Linked DNA regions of Homo sapiens: region 1 is linked to region 2. Evidence: chromatin loops called from intact Hi-C (ENCODE). Cell type or tissue: heart right ventricle. All regions are shown on one strand. Region 1 has its middle 140 kb from the start of SETMAR. Region 2 has its middle 90 kb from the start of SETMAR.

The links. Hi-C counts contacts between places; a loop is a spot of excess contacts. Peaks named below come from ENCODE experiments on the same cell type or tissue, not always from the same donor. Only the 100,000 strongest peaks of a DNase experiment are listed, where the experiment ranks them.
Region 1: a loop joins it to region 2, with 9 times the contacts of the local background. A loop is called at or near these places in 1 of 110 quality-filtered maps.

What each region holds. Positions count from the first base shown.
Region 1 is chr3:4,159,462-4,164,461 of GRCh38, forward strand. It overlaps a transcript of SUMF1 not described here. Among named protein-coding and RNA genes, the nearest start is that of SETMAR, 140 kb to the right of the region's middle. In heart right ventricle, no CTCF peak of the experiment used is centred here; a DNase peak (open chromatin) is centred at 2,896.
Region 2 is chr3:4,210,558-4,215,557 of GRCh38, forward strand. It overlaps a transcript of SUMF1 not described here. Among named protein-coding and RNA genes, the nearest start is that of SETMAR, 90 kb to the right of the region's middle. In heart right ventricle, no CTCF peak of the experiment used is centred here; no DNase peak of the experiment used is centred here.

The sequences.
Region 1 (5,000 bases), 51 kb before region 2:
AGTTTTAAACCTTTTGTTTTTTCTATTTATATCTTACTGTACTATGTCTCAAAAAGTTGTAGTTTTTTTTTGATCAGTTCATCTTTTCATCTTTCTACTTAGATATGAATAGTTCATACACCACAATTACAGTGTAATACTATTCTGTGGTTCTGTGTGTACTTACTACTACCAGTAAGGTTTGTACCTTCAGATGACTTCTTATTGTTAAATAACATCCTTTTCTTAACCCTTTTCAGATTAAGGAACTGCGTTTTAGCATTTCTTATAGGACAGACCTGGTGTTGATGAAATCCCTCAGCTTTTGTTTGCCTGAGAAAGTCTTAATTTCTCTTTTATGTTTGAAGGATATTTTCACTGGACATACTATTCTAGGGTAAAAGTTTTTTTCCCAGAGCACTTTAAATATGTCATGCCATTCTATCCTGGCCTATACAGTTTCCACTGAAAAGTCTGCTGCCAAACACATTGGAGCACAATTGTATGTTATTTGTTTCTTTTCTCTTGCTTATTTTAGAATCCTTTCTTTATCCTTGACATTTGGGAGTTTGATTATTAAATGCCTTGGGGTAGCCTTCTTTAGTTCAAATCTGTTTGGTATTCTTTAACCTTCTTATAGTTAAATATCGATATCTCTCTAGGTTTGGAAAACTCTCTGTTATCACTGCTTCAAATAAACTTTCTACCCCTATCTCTTTCTCTACCTCCTCTTTAAGGCCAATAACTCTTAGATTTGCCCTTTTGAATCTATTTTCTAGATTTTATAGGCATGCTCTATTCTTTTTCTTTCTTTTTTGAGACAGAGTCTCACTCTGTCACCCAGGCTGGGGTGCAGTGGTACAATCTTGACTCATTGCAATCTCCGCCTCCCAGGTTCAAGCAATTCTCCTGCCTCAGCCTCCCAAGTAGCTGGGACTACAAGTATGAGCCACCACACCCAGCTAATTTTTGTATTTTTAGTAGAGATGGGATTTCACCATGTTGGCCAGGCTGATCTCGAACTCCTGACCTCAAGTGATCTGCCCGCTTTGGTCCATTCTCTTTTATTCTTATTTCTTGCATCTCCTCTGCTGTGTATTTTCAAATACTCTCTCTTCAAGCTCACTAATTCTGTCTTCTGTTTGATCACTTCTGCTATTAAGAGACCCTGATGCATTCTTCAGTATGTCAATTGCATTTTCAACTCCAAAATTTCTGCTTGATTCTTTTTCACTATTTCCATCTCTTTGTTAAATTTATCTGATAGGATTCTGAATTCCTTCTCTGTGTTATCTCTAATTTCTTTGTGTTTCTTCAAAACAGCTATTTTGACTTCTCTGTCTGAAAGGTCACATATTTCTGTCTCCTTGGAATTAGTCCTTAGTCTCTTATTTAGTTTGTTTGGTGAGGTCATGTTTTCCTACATGGCCTTGATGCTTGTGGATGTTGTTTAGTGTCTGGACATTGAAGAGTTATTTATTGTAGTCTTCACAGTTTGGGCTTCACAGATGTACCCATCCTTCTTGGGAAGGCTTTCCAGGTATTCAAAAGAAATTGGGTATTGTGATCTAAATTTTTAGTCATTGCAGCTGTATCTGCTTCAGGGAACACCCCAAGCCCAGTAATGCTCAGATTCATAGAGATACCACCTTGATGGTCTTAGGTAAGATCCAGAAGTGTTCTGTGGATTACCAGACAGAGACTCTTGTTCTCTTCCCTTACTTTCTCCCAGACAAACGGAGTCTCTCTCTTTGTGCTGTGCTGCCTGGAGCTAGGGGAGGGTGACACAAGCACCCCTGTGGGTACCAACACTGAAACTACACTGGGTCAGACACAGCACTGGATCTTGCCCAGTAACTACTACCTGGCTACCACCTATGTTTGTTCAAGGCCCTCTACAATCAGCAGGTGGGAAAGCCAGCAAGGCTTGTGTCCTTCCTTTCAGGTCAGTGAGTTCTCCCAGGCCCTCGGTGGGTCCAGAGATGCAGTCTGGTAGCCAGGGCCTGGAGTTGGAAACCTTAGAAATCTACCTGGTGCTCTATTCTACCAACTGAGTTGGCACACAAATCGTAAGACAAAGTCCTTCCCACTTTCCCTCCCCTTTCCATGGGGAGTGGAGTCTCTCTCCATAGCTGTCACCATTATAGGCCCACAGAGAGTACTGCCAGACTACCACCAATGTTCACTTAGGGCCCAACAGCTCTTCAGTCAGCTTCTGGTGAATGCTGCCAGGCCTGACACTCACCCTTCAGGGCAGTGGGCTCCCCTCTGATCTAGGGCAGGTCCAGAAATGCCATCTAAGAGCCAAGACCTAGAATCAGGGACTCCCTCAAAGCCTATTTGGTGCCCTACCCCACTGTGGCTGAGCTGGCACCTGGGTTGCAGGACAAAGTCCCCTTTACTCTTCCCTATGCTTTTTCTCAAGCAGAATGAGTCTCTTCTCATAGCCATCACTGCTGGAAATGTGCTGGGTCACACTGGAAGCCAGCACATCTCAGAGTTTCACCCAAGGCCCACAGCATGTATTACCGGGCTACCACTGCTGATTTTTCAGGGCCCAAGGGCTCTTTAGTCAGCAGGTGATTAATCCTGCCCAGGACTGGGTCCTTTCTTTCAAGGCAGCAGTTTCCCTTCTGGTGCAGGGTGTACCTAGCAATATCATTTGAGAGCTAGGGCCTGGAATGGGGGCCTCACAACTCTGTCTAATGCCCTATCCTGTTGTGGCTGAGCTGATATCCAAGTTGCAAGACAAAGTCCTCTTTACTCCTCCCTCTCCTCTCCTCAAGTGGAAGAAAGGAGTTTCTTTTGGAGCAGCAAGCTGCGCTACCTGAGGTTGGGGGAGGAGTGGTAAAGCACTCTCTTGGCTGCCCTGTCTGGTGTCTCACTAGGTTGCATGTCCCCCAGATCCACTGGCTCTGAGCCCAGCACATGACTAGGACTTGACTAGGACTTGCAGTCCTTGTGGCCTAGACTGCCTTTCAAGTTTATTTAGGAACCCAGAGCCCTTTACCCAGCAGTGGCAAGGCTTACCAAAACTCAAGTTCTGATTGCTGAGATGGGTAATGCCCCTCTTGCTAGGGCCTGTCTATGCTTCCTCCGTGGACATCAGCTGAGTTCAGCTTGGTGTTGCTTTCTACTGTGACAGCACAGCACTGAGTTTCAATGTAAAGTCCTTCAGTCACTGCATTGTCCTCCCACAAGCATACATATTCTGTCTTCATGCCATGCGGCTGTTGCCAGAAGGATGGGAGTGAGGTGGTGTCAGTAATTCAAGGGTGTCTTTCCTGCCCTCTTCAATGCCTCTTTCAGTGATATGAAGTTAAAACCAGGTACTGTGATCACTCACCTGATTTTTTGTTCTTATGAAGGTGCTTTTTTGTGTGGATAGTTGTTAAGTTTGGTGTTCCTGTTGCGGGGACAATCAGTGGAGGCTTCTACTCAGCCATCTCACTGTGCCTCCCTCATAAAAAAAAAAAGGTTTTGAAAGTAATGAAAGAAAAATGAAAAATGTGGAATGCTTCACAGAACTACAAACTCATCACGTTAGTGCCCATTGCTGGCACCCTAAAAATGTAAAGTTCTTATTTAGCCCAACTGAAGGAAGAAAAATGCCCAGTATGGATCAAAAATGTACAAATGTCTGATGTAAAGTCATTGGGTGTTGAACTAAGCAGCAGCCTGAAAAAAAAAATCACTGTCTACTGCTACACCTAGGAAATGTAGCCTCCACTCTTCTCCCGGTAGACTGCTAGGGTTTCCGGGTCACTGCACTTTGCCTATTGAAGAGAAGAGAAACAAAAACACTCCAACAACCAATTATCTCTCCTTGTTTTTATTGTACCAAAGCAGACTTAATCTCCTTGCCCCTTTTTAACCTTCCTTTTCATGCAGATGAGAGAGAGAGAGAGACAGAGAGAGAGAGAAAGGAAGGAAGGAAGGAAGGGAGGGAGGGAGGGAGGGAGGGAGGGAGGGAGGGAGGGAGGGAGGGAGGGAGGATGGGAATTTATAAAGACTTTATAAAGATGTAAGAAAATCTCTCCAATGTATCTCTCAAAGACCTATTACAGGATCTTTCTTCTATCTCTTTGTTGATATTCTGGTTTTCTTGTACTGACATCCAGGATACTGTCCTTGGACCCACTTTCTCAGACATTTCTGTAAAGGAACAGTCTTCCAGCTCCTTTGTATGAGAGGAAATTGAAGCCTATGAAAGGTAAGTGCCATGCTCAAGGTCTAGAGTGAGTGGGGCAGAGTTAAAACAACATCTGGGTTTCCTAACTGCCACTCCCTGTTCTTTCAATTTTACCAGTCCACATCATAAAGGGAGATCAAGATGTATTGTTAGGTTTGAACCTGTTTCTTAATTTCCAACATCAGTCTTCTAATAGACAGCCATCATCTTATATTTTTCTATGAATTACCTTGGAAAGGAGTGGGGAAGACCATATATTTTCCATTTCTACAGCCCTGCCCTGGAACACACACAAGCCTGTACTGAGAATCACCTGTGAGAAGCCAAACAGAAAGTCAGCAAAACTGTTAGAACCACTGGCTATTTGATGAATAGCTTGATGGTACTGATTCCCTCCTCAAGTAGGGAACAACAAATGGGTAACTTGTTCCCCATATTCATATAGATAATAGCTCCAGCTTTGGCTAATATGTCCCTCCCTAATAACGGTGTGGGACTTTCAGGCATAACAAGAAAGGCATGTGAAAAGACCAAAGTCTCCCAATTACAACTGAGGAGGTGGGAGAAATACCTGGTTACAAGCTGTCCCAGGATTCCTAGGATGGTAATGGACCTTGAGGACAGCTGTCCAGGGCAGGAGATTAACACTGAGAAGGCCATGCCAGTGTCCAGGAGGAAGTCAATTTCCTGGCCCTCAATGGTTAAACGTACCCGGGGCTCAGTGAGGGTGATGACATGAGCTGGCGCTTACCCCAGGCACCCTCAGTTCTGTTGTTGGATCATCCGGTTGGGGGCTTCTGGCCCAAAGAAACTTTGCCCTCTGGGGCAG
Region 2 (5,000 bases):
GGAAAACTATATGGAGAAAGAGGAACCTTGACTCTTAAATTCCACAATGCACAAAAATTTTTTTTTAACTTTTAAGTTCAGGGGTATATGTGCATGTTTTTTACACAGGTAAACTTGTAACATGGGCATTTATTATACAGATTATTTCATCACCCCATGTGATGGTTAACACTGAGTGTCAACTGGATTGGGTTGAAGGATGCAAAGTATTGATCCTGAGTGTGTCTGTGAGGGTGTTCCCAAAGGAGATTAACATTTGTGTCGCTGGGCTGGGAAAGGCAGACCCACCCTTGATCTGGGTGGGCACCACCTAATCAGCTGCCAATACAGCCAGGATATAAAGCAGGCAGAAAATCATAAAAAGGCTAGACTGGCATAGCCTCCCAGCATACATCTTTCTCCTGTGATGGAGGCTTCCTGTCCTCAAACATCAACTCCAAGTTCTTCAGCTTTGGGACTCAGACTGGTTTCCTTGCTCCTCAGCCTGCAGATGGCCTGTTGCAGGACCGTGTGATTGTGTGAGTTAATACTCCTTAATAAACTCCCATATATATATATATATATACACACACACACACATATATACATATACATATATATACATATATATACACACATATATATACATATACATATACATACATACATATATATATATATATATATATATCCTATTAGTTCTGTTTCTCTAGAGAACCCTGACTAATATACCCAGGTACTAAGCCTAGTACCCATTAGTTATTTTTCCTGATCCTCTCCTTCCTCTAACCTCCACCCTCCAGTTGGCCCTAGTATGTGTTGTTCCCCTCTCTGTGTCCATGTGTTCTCATCATTTAGCTCCAATTAATAAGTGAGAACATGCAGTATTTTATTTTCTATTCCTGCATTAGTTTGCTAAGATAATGGCCTCCAGCTTTTGAAAGAGGTAAACATGAAAGAGAAAATAATAAAGCTTCCAGAGGAAAATATAAGAGAATATCTTCATGACCTTGAGGTAAGGAAGATTACTTAAACCGGACACAGAAAACTCCAATCATTTAAAAAACATAGACAAGTTCAACTTCATTTAAATTAAGATCTTCAATTCTCCAAAAGATGCCATTAGACTATAAACTACAAGGTATTGGTACTATAAGGTAAAACCACAATTAAATATCACTTCATCCTCACCAGATTGGCTAAAATTATAAGAACTGATAATACATCAAGTCTTAGCAAGGAGTAGGTGGTTTTATGCTCATAGTGTAAACAAAGCAGCCAGGAAGTTCGAACTGGGAGGAGCCCACTGCAGTTCAGCAAGGCCTCCGCAGCCAAACTGCCAGAGTTCTCCTCTCTGGGCAGGGCATCTCTGAAAAAAAGGCAGCAACCCCAGTCAGGGACTTACAGATAAAACCCCCATCTCCCAGGGACAGAGCACCTGGGGAAGGGGTGGCTGTGGGCACAGCTTCAGCAGATGTAAACGTCCCTGCCTGATGGCTCTGAAGAGAGGAGCAGACCTCCCAGCACAGCATTCGAGCTCTGCTAAGGGTCAGATTGTCTCTTCAAGTGGGTCCCTGACCGCCGTGTATCCTGACTGGGAGACACCTCCCAGTAGGGGCCGACAGACAGCTCATACAGGAGAGCTCTGGCTGGCATCTGGCAGATGCCCCTCTGGGACAAAACTTCCAGAGGAAAGAACAGTCAGCAATCTTTGCTGTTCTGCAGCCTCCACTGGTGATACCCAGGCAAACAGCATCGGGAGTGGACCTCCAGCAAACTCCAGCAGACCTGCGGCAGAGGGGCCTGATTGTTAGAAGGAAAGCTAACAAAAAGAAAGGAATAGCACGTCCACTCAAAGACCCTATCCGACGGTCACCAACATCAAAGACCAAAGGTAGATAAATCTACAAAAATGGGGAGAAACAAGCACAAAAAGTCTGAAAATTCCAAAAACCAGAATGCCTCTTCTCCAAAGGATCACAACTACTCGCCAACAAGGGAGCAAAAATGGACAGAGAATGAGTTTGATGAATTGACAGAAGTAAGCTTTAGAAGGTGGTAAATAACAAACTCCTCTGAGCTAAAGGAGCATGCTGTAACTCAATGCAAGAAAGCTAAGAACATTGAAAAAAGGTTACACGAATTGTTAACTAGAATAACCAGTTTACAGAAGAACATAAATGATCTAATGGAGCTGAAAAACACAGCACAAGAACTTTGGGAAGCATACACAAGTATCAATAGCCGAATTGATCAAGTGGAAGAAAGGATATCGGTTATTCAAGATCAAATTAATGAAATAAAGCGAGAAGACAAAATTAGAGAAAAAATTATAAAAACGAACAAACAAAGCCTCCAAGAAATATGGGACTATGTGTAAAGACCAAACCTGTGTTTGATTGGTGTACCTGAAAGTGACAGGGAGAATGGAACCAAGTTGGAAAACACTCTTCAGGATATTATCCAGGAGAACTTCCCCAACCCAGCAAGACAGGCCAACATTCAAATTCAGGAAATACAGAGAACACCACAAAGATACTCCTCAAGAAGAGCAACCCCAAGACGCATAATCATCAGATTCACCAAGGTTGAAATTAAGGAAAAAATGTTAAGGGCAGCCAGAGAGAAAGGTCGGGTTACACACAAAGGAGAGCCCATCAGACTAACAGCAAATCTCTCTGCAGAAACCCTACAAGCCAGAAGAGAGTGGGGGCCAATATTCAACATTCTTAAAGAAAAGAATTTTCAACCGAGAATTTCATATCCAGTCAAACTAAGCTTCATAAGCCAAGGAGAAATAAAATCCTTTACAGACAAGCAAATGCTTTAAGATTTTGTCACCACCAGGCCTGCGTTACAAGAGCTCCTAAAGGAAGCACTAAACATGGAAAGGAACAACCAGTTCCAGCCACTGCAAAAACAAACCAAAATATAAAGACCATCAACACTATGAAGAAACTGCATCAACTAACAGGCAAAACAACCAGCTAGCATCATAATGGTAAGACCAAATTCACATATAACAATATTAACCATAAATGTAAATGGGCTAAATGCCCCAATTAAAAGGCACAGACTGGCAAATTGGATAGAGTCAAGACCCATCAGTGTGCTGTATTCAGGAGGCTCATCTCATGTTCAAAGACACACATAGGCTCAAAATAAAGGGATGGAGGAATATTTACCAAGCAAATGGAAAGCAAAAAAAGCAGGAGTTGCAATCCCAGTCTCTGATAAAACAGACTTTAAACCAACAAAGATCAAAAGAGACAAAGAAGGCCATTACATAATGGTAAAAGGATCAATGCAGCAAGAACAGCTAACTACCCTAAATATATATGCACCCAATACAGGAGGATCCAGATTCATAAAGCAAGTTCTTAGAGACCTACAAAGAGACTCAGACTTCCACACGATAATGATGGGAGACTTAAACATCCCACTGTCAATATTAGACAGATCGATGAGACAGAAAATTAACAAGGATATTCAGGACTTGAACTCAGCTCTGGACCAAGCAGACCTAATAGATATCTACAGAACTCTCCATACAAATCAACAGAATATACATTCTTCTCAGAACCACATCACACTTATTCTAAAATTGACCACATAATTGGAAGGAAAACACTCCTCAGCAAATGCAAAAGAACGGAAATCATAACAAACAGTCTCTCAGACCACAGTGCAATCACATTAGAACTCAGGATTAAGAAACTCACTCAAAACTGAACAACCACATGGAAACTTAACAACCTGCTCCCAAATGACTACTCAGTAAATAACAAAATGAAGGCACAAATAGATGTTCTTTGAAACCAATGAGAATGAAGACACAATGTACTAGAATATCTGGGACACATTTAAAGCACTGTGTAAGGGAAATTTATAGCACTAAATGCCCACAAGAGAAAGCAGGAAAGATCTAAAATTGACACCCTAACATCGCAATGAAAAGAACTCGAGAAGCAACAGCAAACAAATTCAAAAGCGAGCAGAAGACAAGAAATAACTAAGATCAGAGCAGAACTGAAGGAGACAGAGACACGAAAAACCCTTCAAAAAATCAATGAACCCAGGAGCTGTTTTTTGAAAAGATCAACTAAATAGATAGACCACTAGCAAGACTAATAGAGAGAAGAACCAAATATATGCAATAAAAAATCATATAGGGGATATTACCACTGATCCCACAGAAATCCAAACCACCATCAGAGATTACTATAAACACCTCTGCGAAAATAAGCTAAAAAACCTAGAAAAAATGAATAAATTCCTGGACACATACACCCTCCCAACCCTAAACCAGGAAGACATCAAATCCCTGAATAGACCAATAACAAGTTCTAAAATTGAGGCAGTAATTAATAGCCCACCAACCAAAAAAAGTTCCGGGACCATATGGATTCACAGCCAAATTCTATCAGAGGTACAAAGAGGAGCTGGTACCATTCATTCTGCAATGATTTCAAACAATAGAAAAAGAGGGAATCCTCCCTAACTCATTTTATGAGGCCAACATCATCCTGATACCAAAATCTGGCAGAGACACAACAAAAAAGGAAAATTTCAGGCCAATATCCCTGACGAACATCGATGCAAAAATCCTCAATAAAATACTGGCAAACCAAATCCAGCAGCACATGAAATGCTTATCCACCACGATCAAGTCGGCTTCATCTCTGGGATGCAAGGCTGGTTCAACATATGCAAATCAATAAACATAATCCATCACATAAACAGAACCAATGCCAAAAACAACATGATTATCTCAATAGATGCAGAAAAGGTCTTCAATAAAATTCAACATCCCTTCATGCTAAAAACTAAATTAACTAGGTATTGGTGGGATGCATCGCAAAATAATAAGAGCTATTTATGACAAACCCACAGCCAATATCATACTGAATGGGCAAAAGCTGAAAGCATTCCTTTTGAAAACCAGCACAAGGCAAGGATGCCCTCTCTCACCACCCCTATTCAACATAGTATTGAAAGTTCTGGCCAGGGCAATCAGGCAA